Regions from separate parts of the Homo sapiens genome. Here regions 1 and 2 are each linked to region 3. A link is a loop called in an ENCODE intact Hi-C map of the cell type or tissue named here. Cell type or tissue: endothelial cell of umbilical vein. All regions are shown on one strand.

Region 1 (8,000 bases), 520 kb before region 3:
GCTGTGTTGGCCGGGCTGGAGTGCAGTGGGGCAATTTTAGCTCACTGCAGCATCCAACTTCTGGTTCAAGCAATCCTCTCACTTCAGCCTTCCAAGTAGTTAGGACTACAGGCATATGCTGCTGTGCTCAGCTAACTTTTTCATTTTTTGTAGAGACAGGATCTCACTTTGGAAGGCAGCTATGCTCACCACTACACTGCCAACACCAGGATCTCACTTTGTTGCCCAAGCTGGTCTTGAACTCCCGGACTCAAGCAACCCTCTTGCCTCAGCCTCCTAAAGTGCTGAGATTACAGGCGTGAACCACACCATGCCTGGCCCATTTTGTCAATTAAGTGTTTTGGAAATGCTACTTGTTCATTATAATCAATCAGTAAAGGATAATTATTGTAGAAATTAGTATTTACTAAGAGTTGAAAAAGCATTCAGCTCTTTTTTTTTTGGCAGAGCTAGCTGAGGTTTTATTTTGGACCAAAAAAAAAAAAAAAAAAAAAACAGTTGAATTGTTTTGTAGCTGGAGGCATGGGCAAGGGGGGGTCCCCAAGCAGTAAACTTCCCCGCACGTGGGCTGAGGGCTAGGACTGAGCCTCAGGTGGGTCTCCTGTTCCCTGTCCTACCCTGCACAGGGGCCTCCCTCCTGGGCTCTGGGGCAGCCGCAAGAGGGGCAGGCTGGGAGGGGCTGCCATGGCTGTTCACTCGGGCAGGACATCAGAGGACTTGGACACCAGCTTCCCATTGCGGGTCTCGATCTTCTTCACAACCACAGCCCTGGTGGAGCTGATGTGGCTGAAGGAGCTAGAGTTCAGGCCGTAGCTGAGGCTGGGACTTGTGAGGCCCCCATAGGCTGAGCACAGACCACCTGCATAGCCGCTGGTGGTCTTCGTATGGATACTCACATTCTGTATCCCAGACTCCAGCCGGCATTTCTAGCCCTCCAGCAGCTTCCTGTAGGTTGCGATCTCAATGTCCAGGGCCAGCTTGACGTTCATCAGCTCCTGGTACACACGCAGCTATCGCGCCATGTCCTGCTAGGCCCGCTGCAGGGCGGCCTCCAGCTCAGACAGCTTGGCGTTGGCATCCTTAACAGCCAGCTCCCCATGCTGCTCGGCATCTGCGATGGCAGTCTCCAGGGAAGCCCTCTGGCCTTTGAGACCCTCAGTCTCAGCCTGGAGCCAGCTGATGTTCCGGTTCATCTTGGAGATCTCTGTCTTGTTTTTGAGACAGAGTCTCACTCTGTCGCCCAGGCTGGAGTGCAGTGGCACGATCTCGGCTCACTGCAAGCTCCGCCTCCCAGGTTCAAGGGATTCTCCTGCCTCAGTCTCCTGAGTAGCTGCAATTACAGGCGTGCACCACCACCCCAGGCTAATTTTTGTATTTTTAGTAGAGACAGGGTTTCACCCTGTTGGTCAGGCTGGTCTTGAACTTCTGACCTCGTGATCAGCCTGCCTCGGCCTCCCAAAGTGCTGGGATTACAGGCGTGAGCCACTGCGCCCGGCCTAGATCTCAGTCTTTGTATGCTGCAGGTCATCCCCGTGCTTCCCAGCCAGCATCTGCAGCTCCTCATATTTGATCTGGTACATGCTCTCAGCCTCACTCCGGCTGCGGTTGGTGATCTCCTCGTACTGCGCCTTGACCTCAGTGATGATGCCGTCCATGTCCGGGGAGCGGCTGTTGTCCATGGACAGCATCACAGACGTATCCGAGATCTGGGACTGCAGCTCCCGATCTCTTCATACAGCTGCCTCAGGAAGTTGATCTCGTCAGTCAGCCCTTCCAGGTGAGACTCCAGCTCTACCTTGTTCATGTAAGCTTCATCCACATCCTTCTTGATGAGGACAGATTCATTCTCCATCTCTGTAAGCTTATTGATCTCATCCTCACCAGCCCCTGCATGTTGCCAAGCTCTGCCTCCAGCTTCAGCTTCTCCTGGCCCCGAGTCTCCAGCTGCCGCCTAAGGTTGTTGAAGTAGCTCTCGAACATGTTGTCCATGTTGCTCCAAGCTGTCTTCTGCTGCTGCAGGAGGCTCCACTTGGTCTCTAGCATCTTGTTCTGCTGCTCCAGGAACCGTACCTTGCCTATGAAGGAGGCAAACTTGTTGCTGAGGGTCTTGATCTTCCCCTTCTTTTGGGTGCGCAGGCCTGGATGTTGGGATCCACCTCCAGATTAAGTGGGCTCAGCAGGCTCTGGTTGACTGTGACGGCAGTGATGCCTCCCATGCCGCTGGCCCCACCATAGCCTCCACCCAGGCTACCCTGGAAGCTGCTGCTGCCCACTCAGGAGGAGCTTGAGGAGCTGATGCAGGTACTGGGCCCACTCGTGTAGGAGCGGCTGCTGAAGGCCCGGGGGCCAGAGATGGACAACTTGTAGGACTTCTGGGTCACCCTGATGGACATGGTGGAGGCAGGAGTGGAGGCAGGCGGGCTGAACCAGGCAGAGATTCCAGAAGGAGTGAAGAAGCTGCTTCTTGATAGCATTCAGCTCTTATTTATTTATTTATTTATTTATTTATTTATTTGAGATGGAGTCTCTCTCCGTCGCCCAGGCTGGAGTGCAGTGGCTCAATCTCGGCTCACTGCAACCTCTACCTCCTTGGTTCATGTGATTCTCCTGCCTCAGCCTCCTGAGTAGCTGGGATTACAGGCATGCACTACCATGCCCAGCTAATTTTTGTATTTTTAGTAGAGCAGGGGTTTCACCATGCTGGCCAGAATGGTCTCAATCTCCTGACCTCGTGATCCACCTGCCTCGACCTGCCAAAGTGCTGGGATTACAGGTGTGAGCCACAGCACCCAGCTCTCAGCTCTTAATTTAATTGCATTTAAAGAAAGCAATCTGTGCAATTCACAGTAGCTGGCAGCCAGGATAACCCAGGGAAACCTCATCCTTACAAAAAAATTACAAAAAAAAAAAAAAAAGCCAGGCATGGCAGCTCATGCCTATAGTTCCAGCTACTCTGGAGGCTGAGGTGCAAGGATCGCTTGAGCCAGTGAGGTCGAGGATGCAGTGAGCTGTGATTGTGCCACTGCCTTCTAGTCTCGGCAGCAGAGCTAGACCTTATCTCAAACAAAACAAACAAAACAAAAAAAATAATAGCTGAGTAAGTGTCATAGATCACATGGAACAAAAGCTGGCTCTGGAAACATATGCAGAATTTAGCTAAGTGTGGAGTAAGGGTGAAATTGTGAGCAAAACAAGCTTCCTGAGAGATCAGAGGTGGGGAGTTATGCCAAGAAGTGAAGGGAGTGAGGTAAGGTATGCTGATGTGTGCAGAACAGGGAGGACTTTGAAAACTATGCAGAGTGGTTGGCTGACATACAGTAAAACTCATAACAAGTATGCTCATTAGCATAATTATTAAACTCTGGCTTAGTAAACCACTTAAAAAAAAAGATTTCCAATGTGGAAATACTCAATGTTTGGATATGCCTGTTCATTCTAGTTTAGGCATTTCCTTCTGACAGGTTTTTAGAGCCTCTGGTAGCTTTTCCAATCCCTGTGACTTTTTTTTTTTTTTTGCCCTGAGTTTGGAGGAGTCGGATAATGAAATTTAAACTAAAGCATGTTAGCATCACCTATACTCAAGAAGGTCCAAATACCTCAATTCTTCACAAAATAAAATGCTTTTTTAATTCAAAAAAAGAAAGTAAGTCAAAAAGAGAGAGAGAAAAAAAACACACAGCAGATAACTGAGAAAATAAGAGAGTTTATTGCCACTAAAAAAGGAACCTGGCTTCTAACATCATATTTGCCATTTCTCTATGTGACTCTAGGGAAGTACTTTTCTCTCTCAATGCCTTCTTCCCTCAGGAAAACCTTATTACTATGAGAAAGATGTTAATTTGTCTAAAGTGCTGTAATTTTTTCATGGGGATGTTAAGGAGGGAAAGGCAGGGAGAAAGAAGATGGGGAGAGATGAGTTAAGAGATGAGTTAAGGTGAAAGATGGTGGTGGCAGGCGGGGCGCAATGGCTCACGCCTGTAATCCCAGCACTTTGGGAGGCCGAGACGGGCAGATCACGAGGTCAGAAGATTAAGACCATCCTGGCTAACATGGTGAAACCCCAACTCTACTAAAAATTCAAAAAAATTAGCCAGGCGTGTGGCGGGCGCCTGTAGTCCTAGCTACTCGGGAGGCTGTGGCAGGAGAATGGCATGAACCCGGGAGGCGGAGGTTGCAGTGAGCCGAGATCGCGCCACTGCACTCCAGCCTGGGCAACAGCGCAAGACTCTGTCTCAAAAAAAAAAAAAAAAAGAAAGAAAGATGGTGGTGGCTTGCACCAAGGGATAGGCCCTGGAGATAAAGAGAAAGGAGTTAAAAATAAATGTTTGGTTTTTTTTTTTTTTTTTGGAGATGGAGTCTCGCTCTGTTGCCCAGGCTGGAGTGCAATGGCATGATCTCGGCTCACTACAACCTCCACCTCCTGGGTTCAAGCAATTCTCCTGCCTCAGCCTCCCGAGTAGCTGGGATTACAGGCATGCGCCACCACACCCGGCTAATTTTTGTATTTTTAGTAGAGAGGGGGGTTTCACCATCTTGGCTAGGCTGGTCTTGAACTCCTGACCTCGGGTGATCTACCCGCCTCGGCCTCCCAAAGTGGTAGGATTACAGGCGTGAGCCACCGCGCCTGGCCAAGAAATGTATTTTGGAAGTAAACACAGTAGAATATGCTGATGAATTGCACTGACGTTGGGAGAAAAGAAAGAGAAATAATTTCTAGATTTCTCACTCTCACAAATGAGTTATGTAGTAGTATCATTTACTGAAATAGAGAAAAATAGGAAGAAAAATCAAGAGTTGGGTTTTGAACAGGACTAGCTCAAGATGTGTGTGAGACATTTCAATGGGAATGTTTAGTAAACAATTGGGAACAGAGGTCTGGCATTCAGGCAACTAAGTTTCTGAATAACAGATTACATTTAAAGCACAGGAATGAATGAACCTGTGTGTGGAGGAGGAGGGAGAGTGGATGGGAAAGTGAGAAAGATGGAGAACTACAGTAAGAGGGAAAGGGCAAAAAGATGTTCAGAGGCTGGTGAGCCAAGGACTGAGTTTGAGCCATCCCCACATTATTGGTAAGACAGAGCAGGAAGGCCTGAAAGGAAACTAAGAAATCACCCACAAGTAGGAGGAGAGGCTGGAGTGCTGGGCCACAGAAGCCACAACTGAGTATTCCAAGGAGGAGCGGTCCACAGGAAGGACCACCTTTTCTTCTCTTCTCTTTTCTCTTTTCTTCTCTTCTCTTCTCTTCTCTTCTCTTCTCTTCTCTTCTCTTCTCTTCTCTTCCCTTCTCTTCTCTTTTCTTTTTGAGACAGGGTCTTACTCTGTTGTCCAGGCTGGAGTGTAGTGGTGTGATCATGGCTCACTGCAACCTCAACCTTCTGGGCTCAAGCGATCTTCCCACCTCAGCCTCCCGAGTAACTGGGAATACAGGCATGTGCCACCAGCCTGGCTATTTTTTTTATTATTATTTCCTGGAGACCTGAGGGTCTTGCTGTGTTGCCCAGGCTGGTCTTGAACTCCTGGGCTCAAGCAATCCTCCCATCTTTACCTCCCAAAGCACTGGGATTATTGGCATGAGCCACCACTGCTCTGGTAAACTGAAAGGGAAAGTTAAGATATGGATGGATAAGTGTCAAGAAGGCAAAAGAAATACGAAACAAAAGAGCTTGATAGTAAAGAAAACAGAAGGATGGAATGCCCTCCAAGTTTTTGAGGCCTTAATGAGAAATATTTTAGTGAATGGGGAATAATAAAGAGATTCTAAAGATCATTCAGAGTGTTGATGAGTTACATGGATTATGATTTTGAATTTCAAATGGACTTTAAGTCTTTATGTAAGACAGATTAGAAAACAAAATTTCACATTAAATTGATTAAATTAGGTCAAAACTCATCAATAACTAATTATACATTGGACATAAGTATTTCCATATCTTTTTGTCCCTCAGTGCCTTGTGCATATGTAACTAAAAAAGCAGAGTAATTTGGTGTCATTTGATTTAATGAGATCCTGCGCAAATGAAATACCTTTTTAACACTGAAGTTAGACCATTGCAGTGCTCCAGGGACAACTATCTATAGAAGATAAATTAATTATGTTCACTACTTCCTAAGCCTATAGAAACAACTAAATAACTAAATGAGAGAATCAACCTGTTGATGATGTGCAGGTCTTTTGAGAAATGACCTTTAATCAATAAAATCCCAGAGCACAGAGGTTTCATAGCAGCTTGTCTTCAGACCGACTCATCAGTAAAATCACAACTTACACCACAACAAAACGTTCAGAAAAGTAAGCTATAGAGGTAGGTCATAATTTTGAGGTCTGTCTTGATAATATCTAACATATTTTGAGTGCTTAGTGCGTACCAGGCATTGGGGCTAAATACTTTACATGCGTTAGGTCATTTAATCCTCATAACAGTTCTTTGAGGTATTATTGTTATTATTATTATTATTTTATTATTTTGAGACAGAGTCTCACTCTGTCGCCCAGGCTGGAGTGTAGTGGGGTGATCTTGGCTCACTGCAACCTCCACCTCCCGGGTTCAAGCAATTCTCCTGCCTCAGCCTCCCCACTAGCTGAGACTACAGGTGTGCGCTATCATGCCTGGCTAATTTTTATGTTTTTAGTCGAGAAAGGGTTTCACCATGTTGACCAGGCTGATCTCGAAATTCTAACCTCAAGTGATCCACCCACTTCAGCCTCCCAAAGTGTCAGGATTACAGGCATGAGCCACCGTGCCCAGCCTGAGGTATTATTATTAAATCCATTTTACAGATAAGCCTTAGAAAGTTAAGGCTTAGAGGCCAGGCACAGTGGCTCACGCCTATAATCCCAGCACTTTGGGAGGCTGAGGTGGGCGGATCACGAGGTCAGGAGATCGAGTCCATCCTGGCTAACACGGTGACACCCATCTCTACTAAAAATACCGAAAATTAGCGGGGCGTGGTGGCAGGCGCCTGTAATCCCAGCTACTCAGGAGGCTGAGGCAGGAGAATGGCGTGAACCTGGGAGGCGGAGCTTGCAGTGAGCCAAGATGGCGCCACTGCACTCCAGCCTGGGTGACAGAGCAAGACTCTGTCTCAAAAAGAAAAAAGAAAAAAAAAGATAGTTAAGGCTTAGAATATTAAATGCCTTGCCCGATGTTACCATGCTCGGAAACAATTTAGTTAAGAGGCCAACACTGTTTGTCTGATCTCGTATTAGGAGTCCTTAATGTTCTTCTCCTGTAAATGTTCAGATTTAAAAAAAAGATCATAGATAAATTCAGTACAGTTGGATACAGTTTGAAAAATTATTTTATATTTTAGTGAAATAGAAAGTTTTAGCCAGGTGTAGTAGTGCTGGGTGCCTGTTGTCCTAGCTACTCGAGAGGCTGAGGTGGGACCATGACTTGAGCCAAGGAGGTTGAGGCTGCAGTGAGCTATGATCCAGCCACTGGACTCCAGCCTGAGCGACACAGCACGATTCTGTCTCCAAGAAAAAAAAAAAGAAAAGAAAAGAAAAGAAAGAAACTTTGACACAGTTTCTCTTTGCCACTCTTCATATTGAGAGGTGAAGTTTATTTTCCTTCCCCTTGAATCTGGGCTGGCCCAATGACGTTTTGTTTTGTTTTGTTTTTGATTAATAAAATGCAGCAGAAGTCACACTATATGACACCCAGGACTCGGCCTTATGAGATCGTCAGCTTCCACAGGCTCTCTTGAAGCACTCCCTGTTAGAAGCCGGCAGCCATCTAAGTCTATCTTAAGAACATGTTACTGTGAGGATGCCCAAGCTATGTGGAGAGAGAAAGAGGCCAATAGAGATGCACTGACACCAAACAAGAAGCTTTCTCGGACTTTCTGGCTCAGCTCAACCACCAGCTGAATGCAGCCAAGGAAAGACTCAGCCAACGTCACAGGGAGCAGAACCCTCCAAATGAGTGACACTGAATTCCTAATCCACAGAATCATGAGTAAATAAATGACAGTAGCTTTTGCTCATCAAATTCTGG
Region 2 (8,000 bases), 59 kb after region 3:
TTTCATAAATATTCTTAAATTTCATTCATTTTACAAATGAATAAAATTATGTCACAAATCTCCCCCAAGACCTCCTTAAACCCCTTTAACAAATTTCTATTGCTGTTAGAAAACACATTACTTCTAACCATGGTCTTATAGCAGAGGTGAGCAAACTATAGCCCCTATGCCAGATCTGGCCCACTGACTGTTTCTGTACAACCCATGACCCAAGAATGAATATTCCATTATTTAATGCTTAAAAAAAAAAGTTTTATGACCTGAAAATTGCATGAAATTCAAATTACGTGTGTGCACAGTTGTTCTTACAGTCCTTATCTGTACAGTTTTTCTTAGTTATAAGAGCTTGAAATGAAAGAACTGTGCATATTTGACCTCATACAGAGTGGACAAAAAAAACAAGCCTAGTCTCTTAATGATTAAAATTGTAAGGCTACGTTAAAGAGGGTGATACGTACTGTATTTCTGGTTGGTACCAATGAGGTCTCCTGAGGCTTACATTTTTTTAGGCTTAAACTTATTAGTCTTCTGGCCGGGTGTGGTGGCTGACGCCTGTAATCCCAGCACTTTGGGAGGCCGAGGCAGGCGGATCACAAGGTCAGGAGATCGAGACCATCCTGGCTATCACGGTGAAACCCTGTCTCTACTAAAAATACAAAAAAAAAAAAAAAAATTAGCCAGGCATGGTGGCAGGCACCTGTGGTCCCAGCTACTCTGGAGGCTGAGGCAGGAGAATGGCGTGAACCTGGGAGGTGGAGCTTGCAGTGAGCCAAGATTGCACCACTGAACTCCAGCCTGGGTGACTGAGCAAGACTGCATCTCAAAAAAAAAAAAAAAAGCTATTAGTCTTCTAAACTGAAAATATACCATCCCATTCTCCAACATATTCACATTTTCTCACACAAGCATAGACGTGCATACACACGCACACACACTTGCTTTTGTGTAACTATGATTTTCCCTATATAGCTACATTATTCTATCCACCTGGTTTCCAAAATAAAACTGGAAGTCATCTTTGATTCTGTCCTCTCCCTCTCCATTGGCATTGGGCAGCTACCATTTGTTGCAATCTACCTCTTTAAAAACCCTGATATCCATCCTTTTCTCCCCCTAAGACAGCCGCCCAATCCCACCACTCAACACTCTGCAGTAAAAAGTCTGTCTCTTCCCTCAAGGAGCAGACCTATTTTTGCTTGGTCTTTGTGCCTCAGCTCCTGACAACACAGTGCCTGGCACCTAGTAGGGTCTCAATTGTGCTTACTAAATGAACGATTTTTCTTATGCAATCTCTTCCTTCATTTGCGAAACCATATGGGTGCCCAGGTGGTATGACTGGCAGGAAACCAAATGGAATCCAGAAGTGATACAAAGGGACCTCCCTTAGAAATCTCCACTGGTGGAATGGATTTAACTCCCGAGCTAAAGTGTTATATTTCCGGGAGATCTGTGGTAATAATCAAATAGGTTCTCTAAGACATGAATTATCACATCAGTTCAGATCAATGTATTTCACCAACTCTCGAGATCCAGAGGGAATGGGACATAGGACAGGTGAGTTGGGGGGCGGTTAAGGAGGTCAAGTGAGATCCACAGCATAAGACATTGCCCCATGGAGGAACCGGGTCTGAAGGAAAATTACAGAACTAAAACTCAGGTCATTTAGGCTTTGCCTGTAAAATTAGATGTATCATAAGAAAGAAAAGCCAATAATTCATGTTTGAGTCAGAAATAGGAGAGGCTATACTTCCTGTCTGGGGCCACAGCCTCTTAGGCTCTGCTTCTACTTAGAGTAATAATTCTCATTCTAGACATGAATCTAATAAAACCATGTGTTTGGATTTCCTGGAATTTTTCTGACTGTGAATATAGACTTGTTCCCAAAAACTTCCACGTTCCATCTGCCCTCCTAAATGGGCAGTTTCCACGATGTCAGCAGAGGAAATGCAGGGAGCTGCCATGATGTCTGCCCGCTGCTGCCAGATCTCATCCAAGTGGCAGGTGAAGATTTATTCACACCCAGATACACAAGCCACTGAATTCATTTTTTAACTTATTGTCTGAGTGGAAATAGGAGGAAATAAGAGCTAACGAAATAATTCAGTTGGTCAGAAAGTGTTTTATATCTTATTTATAAGAGTGCTCTAAACCGAGTTGAATCATCTCCAGATCTACCAGATGTCACTGGTTATTAGGAGTTGCTACAAGTCACCAAGCTCCTCCCTCCCTCTTTTGCTTTTGTTCTCCTATTCTTTCTTCCTTATTTTCCTCCCTTCTTTTTCCTTCCTTCCTTCCTTCCTCCCCTCTTTTCTCCTCCCTTCCTCCCCTCCTCTCCTCTCTTCTTTCCTTTCTTCCCTCTCTCCTATATTAGTTCTCTTGGGCTGCCATAAAAAAATACCACAGGCCAGGCACGGTGGCTCACGCCTGTAATCCCAGCACTTTGGGAGGCCAAGACAGACGAATCACTTGAGGTCAGGAATTTGAGACCATCCTGGCCAACATGGTGAAACCTCGTCTGTACTAAAAATACAAAAATTAGCCGGGCATGGTGGTGCATGCCTGTGATCCCAGCTACTTGGGAGGCTGAGGCAGAAGAATTGCTTGAACCCAGGAGGCAGAGGCTGCCATGAGCTGAGATCACACAACTGCACTCCAGCCTGGGCAACAGAGTGAGAATCCGTCTCAGGAAATGAAATAAAATAAAATAAAGGAAAATAAAATAAAATAAAATACCACAGACTGAGTGGCTAAAACAACACAAATGTATTTTCTCACAGTTCTAGAGGCTGGAAGTCCACAATCAAGGTGCCAGCAGGGTTGGCTTCCTCTGAGGCCTCTTTCCTTGGCTTGCACATGGCAGCCCTCTTGCTGACTGCACAGGGTCTTGCCTCTGTGAAAACCTGTGTCTCTCCTCATGTCCTGATCTCCTCTCTCATTAGGACACCAGTCAGATTGGATGAGGACCCACCTTAAAAGCCCCATTTTAACTTAATCACCTCTTTAAAGGTCACATTCTGAGATACAGGGGCTGACTTCAACCTATGAATTTGTGGGGGGCACAATTCAGCCCATAACACACTCCCCCTTCTTCCTTTCCTTCCTTGTTGAGGGCTTATCACAGGCCAGATGCTATAGAGAGGAATGAGACAAAGAGAATATCACAGACCAGATGCTACAGAGAGGAATGAGACAAAGAGAATCCCTAACACTAACACACACACACACACACACACACACACACACACACACACACAATGATGTTACCAAAGCTCTCTTGTTTTCGGAGAGTGGCTTCTTGGACTGAGACCAGTGTTGGCTTTTGTCACATTACAGTTTAGGGTGCAGCATGCCCCGTTCTGTTGAGCGGGGTAAGGGCCAAGACAGGGTGGGACAGTGATGATGACTGAGAGGAGTTTGACCCCTGGCTCTGCCTTTGACTTTATGAATGACATTGACAGGGGATCTGGGCTTCAAGATGCTCGCATGTGGAAAGAAGGGGTGGGATTCGAAACCTACTCAAGCCCTCTCAGTCTCAGTTGATGATAGTACCTGAAAGACCTCCTTGATGTGGGAAGGGCTCAGGGAAGACCCAAGTCTTCCAAGGTCTGAAATATTCAAAGGAAAACAAACCAAAACTGGCTCTTTGAAACGCGTGTCTAGCAAGGAATATGTACTAAATATAAGCGATTCCTATTTCTACTGACGTAAAAGATTAAAATTGCTTTTCTGGGTCAGGCCTTTGCAGGAGCAGAGCTTGTGAGAATTGGAAAGGCTGTTAAGCGCCAGGAAAAATATTCTGCAGAGAAGCAGCGTCACCTGCTGGGATGCAGTGGTGTTGCATGTGATAAGTGAAATGACGAATCGTCAGCCTGGGTTTCTACTGAATATGAAATCAGGAACATTAATCTTAATCAAAAGCTGAGTTTTCAAGACCACCAAACTGCGGAAAGATTTCTCCGCAGGTTAATTTTAGCCATGTTTTAGATTTATTTTTGCTTCAAACTATTCACCCATGCTATACATCTTTCTTTATAAATCAGACTCAATGATATGTGCTAGTAAAAGCCAGTTAGTCAAAATCTGTTATTTAGAGGACACAGCTAGGATCACAGGGCTGAAGTCTCCCTTAGTTCAGGCTTCATTAAACAGCCACCCAACTCATCAGCTTCCCAGACCTCCAAGTCTCCTTCCAGCTCTAGAATTTAGCCACATGTATTTACTGAGTTCTGTTAAACACGGGACATTTTGTGTACTGAAAGATGTATGGAGAAATGTAAGATATGTTCCTGATCTCTTGTTTTGGAGACTTGGCATTAAAGTATACAAAGATAAATAGTAATTATAAAAGTTAATAATCACGCTATTAAACAAATAAAGTATGTTCAAGAGTGGTATAGACCAATGGCTACTCTGAGAGCCAGTATTTCTGGCTGGGGGCAGAAAGAATTTAAGGGTTTCTTGAGCCACATGTGAAAAAATAACAAGAATTTTGATGAAATTCATGGATAATAAGAAAAACTGAAGTAAGCACCAAAAAATGGAGACCAAGAACATGTTAAACGTTTTTGATAAGAAAAAAATGAAATGTGCTTGAGAAACACCAGGAAAATCAATTTAACCTGAGTAGGAATTTTTAGGAGAATAGTTTGAGATAAGGCAGGAAAAGGAAGCTGAGACATGATGATTCTGTAAATGCAAGGATAAGGAAGTTTGAGCTTATTATTGTAAGCAATTGAAAAGCATTGAAGATTTCTGGGAAGGAAAATAAAGTGATAAGAACTGTGTCTTAAGAAGACTCACCTGGCAATCACATGCAGGAAGGAATGATTCTAAGATGTGAAAAGATGCCCTGAATGTGTAAAAGGCAGAGTGGTAGAAAGAGGATTTTCAAGGTCACAAATGTGTATGTAAAAGCAGCAGAGAAATCTGGCTCTTTGATACTTTTTTGTATCAAACAATATACTCTAACTTAATATAATTTTTTTTTTTTTTTGTGAGAAAGAGTCTTGCTCTGTCGCCCAGGCTGGAGGGCAGTGGCGGGATCTAGGCTCACTGCAACCTCTGCCTCCTGGGTTCACGCCATTCTCTTCCCTCAGCCTCCTGAGTAGCTGGGACTACAGGTGCCCGCCACCCTGCCCGGCTAATTTTTTGTATTTTTTGTAGAGATGGGGTTTCACTGTGTTAGCCAGGATGGTCTTGATCTCCTGACCTCGTGATCTGCCCACCTCAGCCTCCCAAAGTGCTGGGATTACCGGTGTGAGCCACCGCGCCTGGCCAATTTAAAATAATTCTAAAGACATGAATGTAAGAGCTAAAAAACTATGAAACTGCTAGAGGAAAACTTTGGGGAAATGCTTCAGGACATTGATCTGGGCAAAGGGTTTTTGATTAAGACCTCAAAAGCTCAGGCAACAAAGTAAAAATAGGCAGATGGGATTACCTCAAGCTAAAAAGCTTCTGCACAGCAAAGGAAACCATTTTAAAAAGTGAAGAGACAACCTACAGAATGGGAGAAAATATTTGCAAGCTGTCCATTCAACAAGGATAAATAACCAGAAAATACAAGAAACTCAAACAAGTCAATAGCAAAAAACAAACAAGCAAACAAAACAAGAAAAAACCCCCAAAATGATCCAATTAAAAAAATAAGCAAAAGATCTGAATAGACGTTTCTTAAAAGAAGGCATGTAAACGGCCAACAGGTGTATGAGAAAATGCTCAAACTACTAATCATCAGGTAACTGCAAATCAAAAACCACAACAAGAGAACATCTTACCCCAGTTGGAATGACTGTTGTCAAAAAGACAAAAATTAACAAATGCCAGTGAGGTTGAGAAAGGGGAACGCTCTGACACTGTTGGTAGGGATGTAAAGTAGTACAGCCATTATGGGAAACAGTATGGAGGTTCCTCAAAGAACTAAAAACAGAACTACCATATTAGCCAGCAATCCCACTGCTGCGTATATACTCAAAAGAAAGGAAATCAGTAATCAAAGAAATTTCTGCATTCCCATGTTTATTGCAGCACTATTCACAATAGCCAAGATATGGAATCAACTAAAATGCCCATCAATGAATGCATGGATAAAGAAAATGTGGTACATGTACATAATGGAATATTATTCAGCCATAAAGAAGAATGAAATCCTGTCATTTACAGCATCACAGATGGAACTGCAGGTCATTATGTTAAGCGAAATAAGCCAGGCACAGAAAAACAAATATCACGTTTTCACTCATATATGGGAGCTTACAAAGTTGATTTCATGGAGGTAGAGAACAGAATGATGGTTACCAGAGGCTGGAAAGAGTGTAGAGGAGGGGAGATGGAGAGAGGGGGGTTAATGCATATAAACATACAATTAGATAGAAGGAATAAGTTCTAGTGTTCAATAGCACAGTAGGACGACTATAGTTAACAATAATTTATTGTATATTTCAAAATAGAGGAGAAGATTTTGGATGTTCTCAACACAAAGAAATGATAAATGTTTGAGGTGATTGATATTTCAATTATCCTGATTTGATCATTACACATTGTATGCATGTATCAAAATATTACATATACCCCCAAAATATATACAATTGTGATATGTCAATAAAAAATACAAAAAATAATAATTCTCTATATTAACCAAGGGAATGGTCACATGGAAAGAAAATGAAAAGGAAGAAAAAAAAAAAAAGCTAAAGAGAAGGATTCTGACCCAAAGCCTAAGAGAAGCATTGACAGTGTTTTAAAGACCCCCGAGACATCTAGAAGAATAAGAATTGAGAAAAGAATTGGGAAAAGAATTGGTTAGACATTGTTTCACATTGCAAATAATGCATAAATAATGAATTAATTGATTGACTAATTATTTAATTTTCTTTCATTATAAAGGTTTGGGCAGGAGGGAGACTTAGAAATCATCTTCCTCTCAGGACAGTAAGAATTTGTGCAACAACTTTTTAAATAGCCTTCCAACTTCAGCGTTGGGTTCAATAATGTGAGGTCACTCCTGTGCTAAGTGGACTATCCAAAGACTTGCAAACCCCCAGAGGTAGGTATCAGATATGATTACACATATCACATATGATTACACATATCTCAACACCCGTTTTTCCTCCAAAGGTTAGATCACCACAGCCATTCCAGATTGTCCATTTTGTCAATGTCCTTCTACATACAGGGGCCAGCATTACTGAGCACATTGCCTTAAAAGTGTCCTAAAAATCAGAGTATTGAAGAGGATGATAACATCTCCCTGCTTTGGTTCACAGAGCAGAGCCTGTAAGTGTGCTCAGTCTGTGTCTGTGCAGGACAAGGGGGAGGATCTTTTTATTAGATACTCAAGTAAACAAGGTTACTTCAGTCCTACACTTGTGCACTTAACTGTGCTGAACCTAAATGTGGCATGTTTTTGTTACTCCCTTTAGTGTTTTATTTTTTTGACAGCATTTCAGCCCAGACCTAGCACTAGATCTTGTACCTGGAAAGTATTTAATATTTGGTGGATAAATAAATCAAAGGATATACTTTTTAAATTTACATTCTGTCAGCACATATGTTTACACTTCTTCTCAGTTTCCAAACATTTGAAAATCTGACAGGCATACTATATCAGTTAGGGATGCTTTTGGCAGCAAGTAACAGAAAAATTTGAGCACAAAAACCTAAACACACGAGTTTAATTTTTCTCACATAACAATAAATCTGAGAGTAGGCAGCCCTGGGCTCATGTTGCCAGTGACACCATTAGGGACCACATTTCCTTTCATCTTTCAGATTCATTATCCTTAGCAAGCTTACTTTCATCTTCACGCTTTTTGTCCCTTGGTCTCAAGATGCCTATCTCACCTACAGACATCACACGCACATTTCGGCCAAGAACCAAGGGAAAGGGCAAAGGGACAAATTCCATGCCAGCTGGGTCTGTCCCCTTTGTATCAGAAAAGTAAGAACTTTCCCAGAAGTGTCACTAGCCATACTTTCTTTTGCATCTTATCAGCCAGAAC
Region 3 (8,000 bases):
TACTCTGAGTCTGATACAGACATCCCTGTGACTCATAATTTCTTTTTTTGCCCAGGCTGCTTTATCAATACATGGAAAATGTAGTTCAGTCGCAGCTGCTAAAATTTACAAATATACTTCTATTTTGTGATGCTGTGTTTGAACTGATGTTGGTAATGTTACTGTTTTTATGTTCATGGGCAGTCTAATAATTTTTATATTTTGACTCATGTTAGAAATTACTCAACTCTGACTATTATCTTGATTTTTCCATCATTTTTGGTCAAGCATATTAACAATTTGGCTTGACTAAAGGAAGCTAGAAATGAATATAAGAAACACCAAGCCTTAGAGTAACTCAAGAAGGAAATAGACTTTCTGCATTGTTCCAAGGGAAAAGAGGAGACATTGGAACTTATGTTGAACTTGGTCTAGTAACCACAATAAAAGTGGTTACTCTGCTCTGAACTTGGAGTCCACAGCACCCATGGCTGGACTTTCTACCCTGAATTCAGTCCCTTAATGACTGAGCTTGCTGGCAGGCACCCAGTGTCTCAGCTGAAGATTACACCTCAGACCCTAAACTCTCCTAGCTCCCTAATTTCTCATTTTGGTTAAGTATGCCTGCAGAGACGACTTGCACTAATTCCCACTTAGACATACCCAGATTTGAGACTACATCCACTTTTCTTAACATACACATGTCCTTACCCCCCCTTAAAAAATGCTGACCTAGTTTAAGTTGCCATCCAAAATTTTTCTTATGTAAATCCCTACTACTACACACAACTGAGCCTTTATCACCTCTTAAAGTCCTCCAGGACTTTGCAGATATAGTCCATCTCATAAACTCCTTAGTCTTAGATAACCTAAGGCTCAGAACATCCTACGTCCTAATGAGGGTATCTCCAACTTCTGCTCATTTGTTCATTCAACCACTGGTAACATGTTCAAGGCACTAGAAGCTGTTATCAACCCACATACTTACAGTCCTGTAGAGGCAGAGACTTTGACACAGAAGGATGATACCTTGAGAAGTGTTAGCTCTTTTCCACCTGACTTTCCATTAATGACATGCCATAAACCTCCTCTTGACACCTAGCTCCAGCATGCTTCTTGCGGCTTTCTGAGTGAATCTTGGATAACATTGCTTTGCCCAGGAAGGTAACCTCACAAATAGGCTGTTCCTATTTCCACACATCTCAAATTCATCTAGTATGAAGCTTCAGAAATGACACCTGACATGGCAGATGTTCCTCTAAGCATCCCCATGGATGTCATAAACCCTCACCCCCAACCCTTCAGTCTCTCAGAGGTTCTAACACTTGCTTCATGCTAGTGAACTCAGGCATGTTCTTCATCTCTCTGAACCTCAAGAAGCAAATAACATTTTCCAGTGCACGTGGGAGAGGCAGGGGATGATGAATGAAGCAGCAGGCGCAGAGACCCCCACTGAGTGGCAGAGGTACTGTGAGGCTGCCTTTCTGACAATAACCCAGGTCTAGTGGGACTGGAGCCCCCAACAAAAACCGAGGGCAGATCCTAGAGGAGCACCATTCTTTATCTTCTTCTCAAGATTGGGAGGGACACGCTGTTCACACTAAACTCTGCATCTGGAATTTGGGCCTAGACATGCCACAAAGCCTTCTCCTCTTTCATGGCTCTGCTTCTTTCCAGACCACAGCAGCAATTGTCTCAAGAAACTCTGGCCATCCCTGTTGAGGGACCCAGGCAACAAGGCAAGTTTCTGGTTTTTTGGAGCTTCCAAGCCCTCGCTGAAACCATCTCTACCACCTTAAAAGCTTTAGCTGGCACGCTTAGGAAAGTCTTACGAAGTACATAGAGATTTCTTGGATCATTTTCAATTACTAAAGGAAGGTACCAATTGTTAAAGAAAACAAAAAATTACCCACAATGACTGTGAAGTCTTTTTATTCCCCACTCTAGGTAATTTGTTCTGATTACCACCGTTCCAAAAGACAAGATTACACACCAGTGAAGCAAAGAGATAAAAGGGGGAAATCTGTTCCCTGCTGAGGCCGTATCAGAGCTCAACCCGTGTTTGGAAGCAAAGGCAATTTTTTTTTCAGCCCTAATGAAGCCTTGTTAACTATGAACCCTGGGGCTGAACTGATCTAGTGAGAGGAGTTATTTGGTGGGTGGTGGAGGGGGTTTAACAGCGGATTGGTACATTCAGAGATTATTATCATTCTTATCTTTCTTCTTAAAGCAAAAGAACTTAAATATGTACTAAAAACTGTTCTCACTGGGGTATAGAAAGGAATTGGAAGAACAAAATTGAAGTCCATCATCTCCTTCAGACAGAAATATATATGACCCACATTTGTAAGAGACAGACTACGCCTTGCTTCTTTCTCCCCCCTATGTTGCCAGTTCTCTTTGTCAGCAACTCTCTTGTCCTACTGGGATAACGTTTTAACTGTGGTACATAGGTTAGAAGCACACTATTTGTTTACAAGGGGATAAATGGTTGTTGCAATTACCGTAAAAAGCAGCAAACAAATGACCTTCAGGACTTGCCAGGAAAAGCAGTGGGTCTTTCTATGTGTTGAAACAATCTGGGCTCCACTGATGGTAAACACGAGGCAGAGACATGGATCTGGATGTGTCCTCTGGGGAGGGGGCAGGGATTGACACAGTTACAGAATTTGATCCACCCCATATTCTTCCCTTGGAGTTTAATTTCCATATAACTGAAAACATCTGAAGCAAACAGAGAGAAGCACTGCTGGACAGACCCATATCACAAGAGTAGGCAAAAAAAAAAAAAAAAAAAAGGAGCTCAAACACAACAGCTAGGTGTTTGATGTCATTCAATGATTCAGTTATGACTTAAGCGAGCTTCGGAAGTCGTGCGTCAAATGATAACCTGCATGAGAGAACTCAGTATAGAGCTGGCCTCAAGCACAAGGACATAGTTCTACAACTACAGACCCTAAAAAAAATTCATCATGGAAAAAAAAATAATAGAATTTTTCCCCTGGAGAAGCTTATGTTTAGATATTAGATACGTAAAAGACTGAACTATTTGTATAACCTCTAAGATTCTTTCCAGCTCTACAATTCACTGCATACATAAATGGGAAATGTTTAGGCCCAGGAGGCATACCAATGTGTACAAGTATACTGTTATTCATTTGATTCTTGCCCCGTATGCTTTACAGAGTCTAATTATCTAAATGAGATTTGGTTAAATAAAAATTGATATTTCTGTATGACAAGTATATATTTACATAAAAGGCAATACATATCCCCACAGTTTTCATTAAAATGGAAAAATAAAACGTATTTTAAAAAGTAATTGGAGAAGTTTTAGAAAGCACCTGGTTGAGGATTTCTTTGTTTTACAAATGAGGAATCTCAGGGAATCTTGGAGGTCTGTTCCTTCCAGGCCTCATTCCAGGGAGGGGCAGATTTGGAACTAGAGCCCAGGCCTCCAGGCTCTCACGCCTCTGTGGTCCGTGGTCCGTGGTCCGGGGCTTAGGTTGGCCGGTAGGGGTAGGGTAATAAATCTCATTCGCCAAATGAGGAAACAGCGTCATCTAGTGGAAATTTATCAGCGTATTCTAGACATGCTGTTATCCCTAGCTCTGCTGTCCCTAATTTCCCAAGACAACATTTCTGGACCATTTTCTCTCCCCCATGTTTCCAAAGCCCAAGAATCTCCCAGTGGGGCCCCCTCCTACAACCTCCTCACCCCACAGCATATTTCAGTCTCTTCTCTGCCAAACTTTCCAACATAGCCCCAGGAATCAATCATTTGCCTCAAGGGCCACCGGGGCTGTTGTCCTTTGAGTGTTTTTTGTTTCAAGTTTTCATCAAAATAACCCTGTTAACCACGGCTTCAGGCCTTTACCAAATGGTGTGGCAAATCAATTCCATCATTTATGAAGATCCAGATAGATACTGCTTTTCATTCAGCCACACTGAGATGATCCTTGTTTTTCCCCTGCTACCATCAAGTTAGGACACTTTGGTTGCTTTTGAAATAATTCATCAGGGAATTTCCCAGGACAGTTCTGTGACCAAGCATGTGGACAAGCTTCAGTCAAAACTTAGGAGGTATTAAATAGAAAACAAAACATGTAACAAGTAATTATCCCATATGATAAATGTTCCATTATGAGAAAGCACAAAGGGAAGGGGGAAATTCATTCTGCTGAGGTTAGAAAAAGCTGCATGCAAGAGGAAACACTAGATCTGAGTTTTGAAGGAGATAGATGGGCCTTTGATTTCTAAAGAAATGGGTGTGGTATGCTAGGCAGGGGGAACAGCAGAAGCAAAGGTCAGGAGTCCTGAGAGTACAGCATGTGATAAAGGATCAGGGCCCAAGAAGATGGGTGGGAAGTGATGTGGAAGGCAGTTCAGGACTGGAACAGAAAGATGCTTAGATGCCATCGCAGAAAACTTTTTTTTTTTTTTTTGAGACGGAGTCCCACTCTGTCACCCAGGCAGGAGTGCAATGGTGCGATCTCAGCTCACTGCCACCTCTGCCTCCCAGTTTCAAGCGATTTTCCTGCCTCAGCCTCCTGAGTAGCTGGGATTACAGGCACACACTACCACGCCCAGCTAATTTTTGTATTTTTAGTAGAGATGGAGTTTCACCATGTTGGTCAGACTGGTCTCAAACTCCTGACCTCATGATCCGCCCACCTTGGCCTCCCAAATTGCTGGGATTACAGGTGTGAGCCACCACGCCTGGCCGAAAACTTGGATTTTAGATGCAATTAGACACTATCAAATTATGGGCCACAGCAAAAAAACTGTGTTTGAAGTCTCCAGGTAATAAAGTACTTTATTCATCCCAGCTGTTTTGAAGCTACTTTCTACATAAAATGGTTCCCTTATTTCATGGCTTGTGAAACAGGCTCTGAAAATGAATTATTTGTCAATGCAGGGACAGGAACTCAGATCTGTTGGCTCCCAGTCCATTTCTTCATAGTAAAGAGCTAAGAGCATGAAATGCTTATTAGAATAATTAAAAATTTTTAAATTAGAAAATCTTGTAGGTCTTCCTCTGATTTTTGTTCCTGTATAAATCCTCTAAAAGTATTAAATATATGTAATTGTCTTTTAATCATATCCCCCCATCCAATCCGAGTCTGCTATATAAATGAGAAAATAATCCAATAGGCAATCTATTTGAAAGCACTAATACGAGAAACAGAAAATTTTCAGACTAAAAGAGATGATAAAAGAGGCAAATGTAAACCACCATGGACTGAAGAATACAACATGAGAGAAGCAAAAGCTTTGTAAAGATTTCTAGGAAATTCTGATTCCATTGGTTTCATGAGGACATCAATCACACTGATGTTGTTACCGAAACACCAAGGGTTCAGTCTAGGTCCTGCTGCTGGCTGCACAGAAAACCAATCACTGAGATGATGACATGCCAAGGAAGAAGGCTTTAATTGGGTGCTACATCCTAGAAGATGGGGGCTCAGTCTCAAATCCATTTCCCTGGCCAGGCATGGTGGCTCATGCCTGTAATCTCAACACTTTAAGAGGCTGAGGCAGGCAGATTGCCTGAGGTCAGGAGCTTGAGACCAGCCTGGCCAACATGGTAAACCCCATCTCTACTAAAAATACAAAAATTAGCTGGGCATGGTAGCACACACCTGTAGTCCCAGCTACTTGGAAGGCTGAGGCAGGAGAATAGCTTGAACCTGGGAGGCGGAAGTTGCAGTGAGCTGAGATTGCACCACTGCACTCCAGCCTGGGTGACAGAACAAGACTCCATCTCAAAAAAAAAAAAAAAAATCCATTTCCCTTATCAACTGAAACGTGGGTTTATATAGCAGGGAGAAAAATGTAACAATGTGTAAGAAAACAGGAACTAGGGAGGGGCAAAGAAGAAATCATGACGAATGAGGGGTCAGGCATCTCATTGTCTGGATCTGGTGACTTCGTGAATTTCAGTCCTTTGATACTTTTTTTGAGAGGTATGAAAGTCCTTTCATAAGAAAGGAACTCAGATAAAACGAATATTAGTTTCAAGCTTTAAGACTAGAAAGGTCAATTTCTATGTTTATCAAAAAGAACTGTCTATGGGACCATTGGGTCAGTTTTTTTGTTTTGCTTTGTTTTGTTTTTTGAGACGGAGTCTTGCTCTGTCACCCAGGCTGGAGTGCAGTGGTGAGCTCTCCGCTCACTGCAAGCTCTGCCTCCCAGGTTCATGCCATTCCCTGGCCTCAACCTCCCGAGTAGCTGGGACTACAGGCACCCGCCACCACACCTGGCTAATTTTTTTTTTTTTTTTTTTTTAAGCAGAGATGGGGTTTCACCATGTTAGCCAGGAAGGTCTCAATCTCCTGACCTCGTGATCCACACGCCTCGGCCTCCCAAAGTGCTGGGATTTTAGGCGTGAGCCACTGCGCCCGGCCAGGGTCGGTTTTGATGTCAGAAAAGGATAGTACGTAGATGTCATTAAAAGACAATCATGGCAACCAACTCTAACTTGGTTATTTAGAGGCCAGCATTTCTTTCTTTCTTTCTTTCTTTTTTGAGATGGAATCTCGCTCTGTCTCCAGGCTGGAGTGCAGTGGTGCGATCTTGGCTCACTACAACCTCTGCCTCTGGGTTCAAGTGATTCTCCTGCCTCAGCCTCCCGAGTAGCTGGGACTACAGGTGTGCCACCACACCCAGCTAATTGTTGTATTTTTAGTAGAGACAGGGTTTCACCATGTTGGCCAGGATGGTCTCAATCTCTTGACCTCATGATCCACCCACCTCAGCCACCTGAAGTGCTGGGATTATAGGCATGAGCCACCGCGCCCGGTCAGCATTTCTTTGTAAGAGCTTTCTAGGTCAGGTGCAGTGGTTCATGCCTGTAAACTCAACACTTTGGGAAGCCAAGGCGGGGGAGATTACTTGAAGCTAGAGTTCAAGATAAACCTGGGCAACAAAATGAGACCCCATCTCCACAAAAATAAAAAGACAAAAACATTAACCAGGTGTGGTAGCACATGCTACTTGGGAGGCTGAGGTAGGAGGATGGCCTGAGCCCAGGAGTTCAAGGCTACAGTGAGCTATGATCACACCACTACACTCTAGCCTGGGTGACAGAACCAGACCCAGTCTCTAAGAAATGAAAGAAGGAAAGAAAGAAAAGAAGGAGAGGGAAGGGGGAAAGAGGGGGGAGGGGAAGAACGTTGTTTCCGAAATTGGTCAGTGTTTCCTATTCCTGCTTTGCTTATACAAGCAGAGTATCTCCTTGCTAAAATCTTGACTCAAAAGGCAACCCAGCCACTCCTGCTCTTGTTTCTCTTATTAGCTATATTTATTCAATTGCCAGGTCTTGCAAAACTCTACTCCATTTTCCAGGCCTTGGCAATAGATAATACAAGATATGTGTCTGGGCTGACATTTTTATCCAAATGAATGCCAGATATTTCACAGAGAGCTAAAAGCTAAAATCATATGATGTGGTGCACTGGCCAATGTGGTTACTGCAGTATTTCATGTCAAGGCTAGCATTCCATTCATCATTCATCAAGTGAACACCCAGTGGGATAAGGAACAAAATGGACTGTCATGCTTCTGAAGCTGCCAGACCACAAAGGACAACCAAACTTATACAGCTTCTCCTTGGCACAGCTCAAGAGTCAACTCATAGATATGGGTGTGTCCTTTCCAAATTCTCCCAGAAAAGTAGTAGCCCAGGCTGACCGCAGGGAGGTGGGAATGACCTGAAGTTGGGCTGCCTCCCCAGCTTTCTGTTCCCATGCAGCCAGCTACCCTGGCACCCTGCCCTTCTCTGAATCACCTCTGCAGACTCTACTGCTCTTGGAAGCCCAGATTATATCTCCAACATCCACACTGGACCTCTGTCTGTTGTCAACAGAGCCAGATGACCATGGAACCCACAAGCTGGAGAACTTGGTCTCCATACTTGGCTTTCTGAGAGAGTGTTGGCTCTGTGGTTTTAACTGCTTAACAAATAAGAAGTGAAAACTCTACACATTTAGAAAAGAGGGTGGGTCTGACTGGACTGAGAT

Evidence for each region. Hi-C counts contacts between places; a loop is a spot of excess contacts. Peaks named below come from ENCODE experiments on the same cell type or tissue, not always from the same donor. Only the 100,000 strongest peaks of a DNase experiment are listed, where the experiment ranks them.
Region 1: it touches region 3 in a loop (8-fold over the local background); 4 of 110 quality-filtered maps call a loop at or near these places.
Region 2: a loop joins it to region 3, with 2.3 times the contacts of the local background. A loop is called at or near these places in 37 of 110 quality-filtered maps.

The regions. Positions count from the first base shown.
Region 1 is chr6:134,296,304-134,304,303 of GRCh38, forward strand. All of the region lies in intron 1 of SGK1 (serum/glucocorticoid regulated kinase 1), which reads right to left. It also overlaps the pseudogene KRT8P42. Among named protein-coding and RNA genes, the nearest start is that of SGK1, 18 kb to the right of the region's middle. RefSeq lists an enhancer at 342-843. In endothelial cell of umbilical vein, no CTCF peak of the experiment used is centred here; a DNase peak (open chromatin) is centred at 3,138; H3K27ac peaks cover 2,104 bases.
Region 2 is chr6:134,878,824-134,886,823 of GRCh38, forward strand. It overlaps LOC101928277 (a long non-coding RNA gene), which reads right to left and starts at 541. Exons shown (of 5, transcript XR_001744364.2): 1 at 459-541. In endothelial cell of umbilical vein, a CTCF peak has its summit at 3,828 (motif pointing left); a DNase peak (open chromatin) is centred at 3,808; H3K27ac peaks cover 276 bases.
Region 3 is chr6:134,819,578-134,827,577 of GRCh38, forward strand. All of the region lies in intron 2 of LOC101928277 (a long non-coding RNA gene), which reads right to left. Among named protein-coding and RNA genes, the nearest start is that of ALDH8A1, 130 kb to the right of the region's middle. In endothelial cell of umbilical vein, a CTCF peak has its summit at 3,548 (motif pointing left); a DNase peak (open chromatin) is centred at 3,534.